3 separate regions of the Homo sapiens genome follow, and all the other regions are linked to region 1. A link is a contact called in ENCODE Hi-C or POLR2A ChIA-PET data. All regions are on one chromosome and are shown on one strand. Each heading gives the region's core, a stretch centred on a gene start or an enhancer-like site at or near the end of the contact. The rest is flanking DNA. Distances are from core to core; before and after follow the strand shown.

What was found. A loop is a pair of places that touch in the nucleus more often than their neighbours do. ChIA-PET counts read pairs that join two places held with the same protein, here RNA polymerase II (POLR2A). Pooled maps may share reads with other maps.
Region 2: a loop to region 1 is called in a map of GM12878, with 4 times the contacts of the local background. The contact joins the enhancer-like site here to the promoter of CCDC126 in region 1. A Hi-C loop is called at or near these places in 2 of 168 maps with a recorded cell type or tissue (CD8-positive, alpha-beta T cell and GM12878), 3 of 37 single-sample maps with no recorded cell type and 5 of 50 pooled maps. POLR2A ChIA-PET finds 5 or more read pairs at or near these places in 1 of 52 experiments (GM10248).
Region 3: a map with no recorded cell type shows a loop between it and region 1 (12-fold over the local background). The contact joins the enhancer-like site here to the promoter of CCDC126 in region 1. A Hi-C loop is called at or near these places in 2 of 37 single-sample maps with no recorded cell type and 5 of 50 pooled maps.

Annotation. Positions count from the first base shown.
Region 1 is chr7:23,595,883-23,598,996 of GRCh38, reverse strand. CCDC126 (coiled-coil domain containing 126) reads right to left here and starts at 1,615. Exons shown (of 4, transcript NM_138771.4): 1 at 1,392-1,615; 2 at 946-1,030. LOC105375187 (a long non-coding RNA gene) reads left to right here and starts at 1,672. Exons shown (of 2, transcript XR_927098.2): 1 at 1,672-1,880. RefSeq lists a silencer at 1,134-1,373.
Region 2 is chr7:24,964,358-24,967,471 of GRCh38, reverse strand. All of the region lies in intron 1 of OSBPL3 (oxysterol binding protein like 3), which reads left to right. Among named protein-coding and RNA genes, the nearest start is that of OSBPL3, 14 kb to the left of the region's middle. RefSeq lists an enhancer at 1,136-1,295. Within about 2 kb of position 1,456, at least 11 of the 41 ENCODE cell types and tissues checked have a DNase peak (open chromatin) inside an H3K27ac peak, as active enhancers do; they include CD8-positive, alpha-beta T cell and GM12878, where a contact is called at or near this core.
Region 3 is chr7:22,445,564-22,448,677 of GRCh38, reverse strand. The region is part of intron 4 of STEAP1B (STEAP family member 1B); the gene reads left to right. Among named protein-coding and RNA genes, the nearest start is that of STEAP1B, 53 kb to the left of the region's middle. RefSeq lists enhancers at 533-602, 613-662. Within about 2 kb of position 1,497, at least 2 of the 41 ENCODE cell types and tissues checked have a DNase peak (open chromatin) inside an H3K27ac peak, as active enhancers do.

The sequences.
Region 1 (3,114 bases), core at 366-2,865:
AGGGTTTACACAAATTTTGTTTCCACATTTAAAAAAAAACCTCTAAAAACCTTTATCATTGAAAGTCTGAGCTAGAAGAGTCCTTGGAATCAGACCAATTCACTATTTTAGAGATGAGGACATTGAGGACCACAAAGTAATCTCAGGTTACACAGATAGTGACAGAGCAAGGACAAAACTAAGGACTCCTATTTCCGTAGCCATTACTCTCTGTCCTACACTGCACTAAATAACACCAACATAGAAACATTTTCCTCAAAACAAGTATTTTTGCAACACATTTTAGAGTGAGAAATTATTAATCAGTGAGAAGATGCAGACAGATGTAGAAAAAAGTTGACCCAGGTTAAATATGGTGAAGCCCAGAGGCAGGACTGTAAAATACCTGGATGCCTACTCTGACGAAACAAACACTTAGCGCCTCTAAGGATTCCCAAAGGACACACCTGAGGGGGAGGGGAGAGGTGAATACTTGTACCTCTGAAGCTGATCCACAGAAAAGCAGAGTCATCAATTTCCTAAGAACATTCTCAGCCATCTTAAAACAGCAAAAATTAGGAAGACGGCATATTTTAATGAATCCTTTGGTTAGGTTTAAGATAAAGTGAAGAACACACAACCCAGGATGATTAAACAAACAAAAGCACAAAACTCAAGTCCAGAGGCCACTTCGGTCACTTCAGTCATAGCTAATGAAAGTATCACAAAGGATCTTTTCATCAAATGAAGAACTAATGACGTTATAGGTCTATATTCCTAATTCTAACCACTTACAGGTGTGTGTTTTGATGGATGAGAAAACTCAAGCTTAGAGCCTTTAAGTAACCAAGATCACCAAGGCAGGCAGTGAGAGAAACCCAGGCAGGATTCGAACCCTAGCTGGCTGAGCCATTCTCATTACCGTCACAGTCAACAATCAACACGGCAGTTTAAGTTCATCCTTACCAGTCACCCAGGAGATGAGTTTTGAAGAGGGAGTTTAAAAGGGGCATCTGACTTTCTCTCTCTCCCAAAGTAGAAGAGAACTGAGCTGTCAAAAACAGAAAAAGAAGTGAGTGCGGTGCCGCCCGGGATCTACATCCCGCAGCTCCGGACCAAGCCCGCCCCGCTCGACTCGCGCAGCCCCAGCCACGCTCGGCTCTCCGCCCGAGCCGAGGCGCCGCGGCTGTCAGACGCGGAGGGGCAGAGACGCGGCCCAAAGGAAGGGACAAAGAGCCTTCCCGGCCGCGGCCGGAGGCTGCCGGCCCGTTCCTAAGCCGGGTTTCCGCAGCAGCGGCCCTAGCGGGGCGGGGACCGGGGACGGGGGCGCGGCGGGGGAGGAGCGGCCGGCTAGGCTGAGGGGCGCGCGAGAGGTGCGGGCCCGGCTGGCGGACTCGCCCCTTACTCATTACCTGGCCGTGGGCTTCTCGTCACGGTCGCCGCCGCCACGGAGCTTCTGAGCCGGGGCGACGCAGCGAGAGCTAATAAGCGGGCGTCAGCTGCGTCCCACACTGGCGAAGCAGCCTCCAGATCGAGCTGGAGAAACGCCGGTGGGTGGGAGTTGGGACGAGGTTTGTTCCCAGCTTGTGGAGATTTTACTCCGCTCGTCCCTCGCACTCGGCTTCCGCTCCGCCTCCCTGCCGGCCCTTCCCGCACTCGGGGGCCAGCCGCCCGCGGCGCGCGGCATTGTGGGGGATGTAGTCCCAGAATGAGGAAGCGGCGGCACGTGCTTCCAGCCGCCCTGCACCTACCCTGGGTCAGAACGACGCAGCTGCGCGGCAACCAGAGAGGGCGGCGGGGTCTTCTGTGTTGGAAGATGAGCCCGCCAGAGGCATACCCTCGGCCTTAACTCGCTGCAGGCGCTGGAAGAAGGGCTCTGGCGTCTTGTTCCCGACCCTCCGGTGAGGAACCAACCTCCTAATACTATTGACCTGAGGCTGGGAAAGCTTAGTGATGATTAAGTGTGCTACAGATGAGACTACCCATTATTGAAGCCAAAGGTCCTTAGCCAGTGGAGTGAGGCAAGAAAAATAAAAGGATTGAAGATTAAATAGGAAGAAACAAAATTATTTTTTCATAGATTATGTAATTATGTACGTGGAGGCCGGGCGCCGTTGGCTCATGCCTGTAATCCCAGCAGTTTGTGAGGCCAAGACGGGAGGATCACCTGAGGTCGGGAATTCGAGACCAGCCTGGCCAACATGGTGAAACCCCGTCTCTACTACAGATACGAACTTAGCAGGGCGAGGTGGCGGACGCCTGTAATTCCAGCCTCTCGGGGAGCTGAGGCGGGAGAATTGCTTGAACCCAGGAGGCGGAGGTTGCAGTGAGCTGATATCGCGCCACTGCACTCCAGCCTGGGCAACAAGAGCAGAACTCCGTCTCAAAAAAAAAAAAAAATTGTTTGTGGCACTTCAAAACAATCTGCAGATAAACTGTTAACAATAAAAGTTTTTAACAAGGTTAATAGATACAAAAATCATATTTTAAAAAATCAATATTTATTTATATATGCTAGTAAAAAAGATAATTTTTTTAAAGATACCATTTCCAACAGCTCCAAACAAATATCAAGTACCTAGGAATAAATCGATCAAAGAAATGCAAAACCTGCCTGAAGAAAACATTGGAAGACACTGAAGAAGACCTAAATAAAGATGTAACATGTTCATAAATTGGAAGAGTCAATACTGAAAAATGCCAAGTCTCTCCAAACCTACCTACAGAGCCAGTGCAATTCCCAACAAAATCTCAATAAATTTCTGTGTATGTGTGAGAAACTTGACAAGCTAATTCAAAATGTTATGGAAGAGCAAAGACAAGCATTCATGAGGAAGAGGAGGAAGAAAAAAAAAGAAGAGGAGAAGGAGTGGGAGGAGGAAAACTTGTGCTACCGGATAACAAGCTTTATTATAGACTAGGCACGGTGGCCCATGCCTATGATCTCAGCACTTCGGGAGGCTGAGGCAAGTGGATTGCTTGAGCCTGGAGTTCAAGACCAGCCTGGGCAACATGGCAAAACCCCATCTGTACCCCCCAAAAAAATACCAAAGTCAGCCAGTTGTGGTGGCATGCACCTATAGTCCCTGCTACTCAAGAGGCTGGGGGCAGGAGGATCACTTTGAGCCCAGGAGG
Region 2 (3,114 bases), core at 207-2,706, 1.4 Mb before region 1:
CCAGGAGAGATCTCATGGGAAGGGTGTTAATAGAGCAGGACCTTGAAGTGTCCTGGTACAATTTCAAAAGGTAGAGAAATGGGAGAGAAGGACATTTCAGGTAGAGGGGAGTGATGAGCAAAGGTGAAAACAGTGTTATCCCTTGCAGCTGTAGGGTAAGAATTCATGGGAACCCAAGGGTGGTGCATGGCTACTTCATCCTCTGGCCATTGGAGAGCCACAGAATGTTTTGAGCAAGGGAATATGTGTTAATCAGTTCAACTGGTAGTCAAATACAAAAATTAAATGTTGTATGATTGGAAGATTTCTGTGTGTACACTGTGGGAAGGAGGGATGATAGGAAACAGGAAAAATTACCATAAAAATTTGAGATAATGTAGATGACCTGTGAATACAGATTTAGAGTGTCTGCAAACAGGCATTGTGATGGCTCATGCAAATTCAGTCTCTTAAGCTGAATTTGCCTGTGTGGCAGTGTATTGCTTATCTTATGTATTAGTCACTTAGGGGATGTTTTTCATATATTTTCCAGAAGACTGTGAATGGGGAATAAGCAAAGTGGCGGTAAATAAAAAAATGATTATTTGTTGACATAAATTTGTATGTATGTGATTTATATATGAATTTTGCCTGGGAAATAATGATCAGCCTCATGAGGCACAACAAGCCCAGCCTCTTTAGAGAGGCGTTGTGTTTGTACTAGCAGTTCTTTTACCTTATAAACATACATATACACAAACATAGTGTAAAACTCCACCCTAATTAGGTTTTCAGCTCAGTCTTTCTCTGGGCCAGTGTCTTCTTTAATTTTGTTTTGTGTGTGTGTCATTAAGGAATGATACCAATAATAGGGTGTCAAAAAGGAAAGACTTTGGCCTAAACATGGCTCAGAAAAAGGACTGCCTGGCCTTCTTCATGCACACCTGCCAATGCATCATACTTCTGACTTGTAATTCCTGTTTTTCTAGTCTTTGATCGCGTGGGGCAAAATAACATTCCAGCTTGTTTGTTACTTTGAGTTCTGCATCATTTGTTCCTTGATTAAGGGCCTGGAAGCCCCACTTGTTTGTGGCATCCAGAGGTCTTATTTTCCTGGGTGTGTGTAGCTAGGTGTAGATAGATCTTTATATTAGATGACTGCCTTTTCTGACCCACAGATAAGACACCTTTGTCTGACAGATGCTAGGGGTCAGAAGGACAGGATGTGGGAGTTTGGTTTCTTTTGTAAAATGTGCAGTGTGTGGTCTCCGCAGGTGCTGGATTTCTCTTCGCGGCTAAGAACTTCCCAGTCTGGGGAAAATACCCATGTTGTAGGAAGCGAGATCTGTGGGTCTTGCTGTAGCTAGTTAACTCAGGCTGAGGTTTAGCAAGTCATGGACCTCCCACATCCTTTTAACAGTACTGTTTCTCCTCTCTCTCAGATGACTTGTGTGAGACTTAGCCAGGTGTCAATGGATGTGAAGGGGGTTTGGAGGAAACAAGGGCAAGACAACATTCTGGCTGGACAGGGAGCCAGCTGGAGGGGTGGGGCCACATGAATGGGACACACCCTTGAGGGAAGTGGTTCTAAACCTCAGCAGTGTCAGAGTGTCCTGGAGGGACTGGTAAAACACTTGAGTTGAGTCCGTCGCAGTGGCTAATGCCTGTAATCCCAACACTTTGGGAGGCTGAGGTGGGAGGATTGCTTGAGGTTAGGAGTTCAAAACCAGCCTGGTTAGAATACTGAGACTCAGTCTCCACAAAAACAAACAAATTAATTATTTAATAAAACAGATTGCTGGGCCCCACCCCCACAGTTTCTGATTTAGTGGGTTTCTGATTTAATGGGACCTGAGATTCTACAATTCTAATAAGTTATTAGGAGATACTGACTCTGGTTCATGGACCCCTTAGCAAATCCAAGCATTGGTTCAGCAGGCAGAAGACCAAGTCTTAACCAGCCTGGAGTCCATTCTGATTCCGAGAAGAACCAGAGAATTCTGGTTATCATTAGATTGTCATAACCCCCTTATTTTATATAACACTTCCACATTTGTAAATCACTTTAATATATGTTTCTTCTCACAACAAAATAACCCTGTGAGGTAGGCAGGGGATTTATTAACCTTGTTGGACGACTAAGGAAAATAAGATTGAAGACAGATGACTGACTTACCCTAGGGGCAAAAATAGTTGAGCTCATACTTATATCTAGATTTTCTTACTGTAGATTTATTGCTCCTTCTACATTGTCTTTTTTCCTTGGAAAATACTACATTTTATTCAAATGATTTTGAGACAAAACAAAATTAGGGAGATGTAGAATCCTTTCGCTCATGCATTAACAGTAAATATTTTTTGAAGACATAATACAGAGCACATACTTATTGTTGAATAAATGAATGAATGGTTTCCATAACTTCCCTAACTACTTCTGAACTCATGCACTTTAGTGGCCCAGTAGTCTCAATTACAAATAATAAGAAAAGCACAATAATTAATTAATACAACATGCCTATTAAAAATACTTCCCAAAACATTGCCTTTAAAGCTAGTAAAAAGCTTAGAGATCATCTGCTTAGGTATTGCTCAATGTTTGTCCAACTTTACTTATTTTAATCACAGCCCCCAACACAAAACAACTTTTAAGTTTAGAATAGTTTTAGAGGTAGAGAAAAGATGTGAAGATAGTACAAAAAATTCCCATATGCCCCAAGTGGTTTTCCCATTGTCAATATCTTACCTTAGTATACTTTTGTCACAATTAATAGACCAGTACTGTTGCAGTATTAATAACTAAAATCTATACTTCATTCAGATTTCCTTAGCTTTTCCTTAGTGTCCTTTTGCCGTTCCAGGACTCCATGTGGGGTTCTACATTATCTTGGTTGCCATGTCTCCTTAGATTCCTCTTGGCTGTAATAGTTTCTCAGGCTTTCCTTGTGTTTGATGACCTCGAGAGCTTTGAGGAGTAGTGGTAAAGTATTTTGTAGAGTATGTCTCCACTGGGATTTGTCTGATGATTTTCTTGTATTGGACTGGGGTTATGGGTTTTGGGGAAGAAGATTACAGAGGTAAAATGCCATTCTCATTACATCATATCAAGAGTATATGTTAGCAGCATGATTTATAGTT
Region 3 (3,114 bases), core at 248-2,747, 1.2 Mb after region 1:
AAAAAAGTATACCTCTCCTGATTTTATGCTGCATTGTCTAAAGTTGTCATATTTATGTTGTTCTGAATAATTTCTTCATAATTTTAATGATAAGCCAATCCAGAAGAAAAATTTTAACATCTAAAGTCTTAAGATTATAGCAAATTAAAAAAATTAATTTGACTAATATTATTACTACACAGAATTATAATAGAATGATAACATATTTTTAAGCGTGAGGTCCCTTAAAAATGAGGTAATATTGGGGAAATGAAATGGAAATATGAGTTCAAGGAAAAAAGTTCTATTAAAAGATCATTCATGTATTTTAAAATTTTAGATGATAAATATATCATTTCTATCTATATTCCTTTGGATAATGGAAAAATATAATTGGTATCTATATTCCTTTGGCCATATAGAAATGCATTCATTAACATTTTGTTGTAAAGTGTCAATATTGACTACGTGCCATAATTACATCTTTGCAACTATTTTAACACGGGAAGGGAAACTTGAAGTCTCATCTGAAAAAGGTTCAAGAGGATATGTAGGTTTCTAAAATTGTTTTAGGAGATATGAGAGTAAACAATGTTGCCTCGCTATGATAAACCATAGATGAATAATGACTAGATGAATGAATAAGCAAACCAGCAACTGAAAGCAAGAAATCCCTTCTAGGGTAAATACAACTGAAAGCAAGAAATCCCTTCTAGGGTAAATGAAACCAATATGGGTTGCATGACGTTTATCCAATGCCTTCATGTCTTTGCATCTCAATTGCTCATCTGTAAAAAGGAGATGGTGATAACTGTTTGTGAGCCTTAGATGAGGTCATGCATGTAAATGTGCTTTGCACCTGGCAGGTCCTCAGTAAGTGTTTGCCGAAGTACTAGGTGGCAATGCAATTTGGGTATATCCATCTCTTCCTGTCCTAAGGGATGCTGGTCAGTGTACCAGAAGTAAAACAAATTGGCTTCTATGGCTGCACACCAGGACAGGTCTTGATTACATGAAGGACCTTACTAAACACCCTTCCATCCTAACAAAAATATGTGGAGCATTTGACCATTGCACAGGGATGAGTTCCCACTTTACTCCCACAAATGTGATTTGTGTCAGCTTTGCCCTACAAATGATGTGTTTGTGGACATTCCATCTTTGGAATCTATTAAAACAGTCATTGTCAAGTATTTATTTAGAGTCAATAGAACTACTATGTATTATATAAAATATAAAACACAGGCAGCATGCTTCATGCCAAAGTGGTTACTGAATCTACTCTTTTATAAATATACAATATTGACTGATCTTCCAACCAACTGAATTACAAGCTGACCAGTACACACACAAGAAGTCATTTCTTTATAACAGTTGATGACAGGCCTCTGTCACCAAACTGTATTGGAAGTTGGCCTGGCATTTAATAAGCAATGGTGACCAATTAAGGAAGTGAAATGCTTGTGCAAAGTGCCTAATATAATAAGGTTTTTGCCCATTACTGAGACATCAGTGATGTCCCAGAAGAGAAAGTGACTCTGGTTACAAAGTGGAACCAGGCCATGCTAAATTAGAGCTGCTTCTATACTAAGGCTACCAGTCATCTTTAACATCAAGAGTGCTCACTGAGCTCTTCAGACATTTACCCTAAAACAAGAGATGAATTTTAAAATGAGTCTTTTGATGCTCTCTGGAGAGCAAACCCTTAAGCTATATTCCTATAAAAATTAAGAATCTCATTCCAGACCCCAATTAAACTAAAAAATATTGTAGAGAGAGACAGAAAAATCAAGTTTCTACAATGTGCCAGCCACTGGCTAAGTGTTTTCCCAGATACTGTCTCATTACTCTTCACAGCACCATTGTGGGGTGGGCAGCATTCCTTCCATTTCACAGATGAAAATACTGAGGTTCAGGGAGGGTTCAACTTGGGACCAGGCTTGAGTCGTTTACCTGAAACAAAACCCACATTCTTTCCCCTTCACCTTATTAACTCTAATCTTGGCTGAAAAAAGTGAGTGCTCAGAAAAATAAGGGTTATAGAAGTGAGATTAGCATTCATATTCCAATGGAAGTGTCCATCAGAGTGGTTCTAAATCTTGGCTACGCATTGGAATTGCCAGTATTCCAGGGTTTGCACAACTTGCTTGTAAGAAATCTTAGGGCAGTGTTTATCAACCTATAGCAGGCTTCAGAACCACCTGGAGGTTTGTTAAAACAGATTTTTGGGCCCTGTCCCCAAAGTTCCCGATTCTGTCTTTCTGGGGTTGGCCTAAGAATCTGTATTTCTAACAAATTTCCTGTGGCTCCAGGTTGGGGACCTCACTTTGTGAACCACTGGCATAGGGCATTGTCTTGCAAAGCGCAGTCCTGTCCCAGAGTATCCAGGTTGGAATTAGGGACTCAAATGCAGGTTCTTGGCCCTGGCCCAAATCTATAGGATCAGATCTCAGAGGGTAGGGACCGGGGATCTGCCTCATAAACAAGTGTTCCAGATGATTCTTTCACTTGCAGAAGCATGAGAACTGTCATCCAATGGGTCTTTGAACTCCTTCATCTCATATACAGCCCAGCTTTTAAATACTGTCACATTTTGAACGACAACTGCACAGCAGAACTGCATTTACAGTTGACCATTAGCTGCTGCTGTGACTTGCTTCTGGTTATTTAAAATGCCCACAAGGGATCTCTTAGCCCATGCTTCATAAATAAAGCCCAAAGAAGAAATATTTATTCATTCATTTTTTTAAAAACTCTCCAGTTGTCAAGTTTCCGACTCATCAGGGGGAAAGACTGATTAGTGGTTGTTTCATGCTTCCCCACACAAGTGAAATCAGGAGGAGAAAAGCATTCTATAAAAGAGCTTATTTCCCTTCCTCTTCGCCTCTCCTGCCTCCTCATTTACCCTTAGCTATTCAGTTTCATCAGCCCTTGTGAGAATATAGCTCTGACTTTGAGTTTAAAGGGGTTGGGCTGCTTGGAGAGCAGTGCCCTCCCTGCTGCTCTTGCATCTGGGAAGCTGGATCACCACGGGGACTTCCCCCAAGCCGGAAAAGGTCGACCAAATCCCCATTCAGAGGTGGAGGGCGGGAAGCCAGGCCCAGGCTCGGATGTACCCTGAAGAGGTGCAGGTGC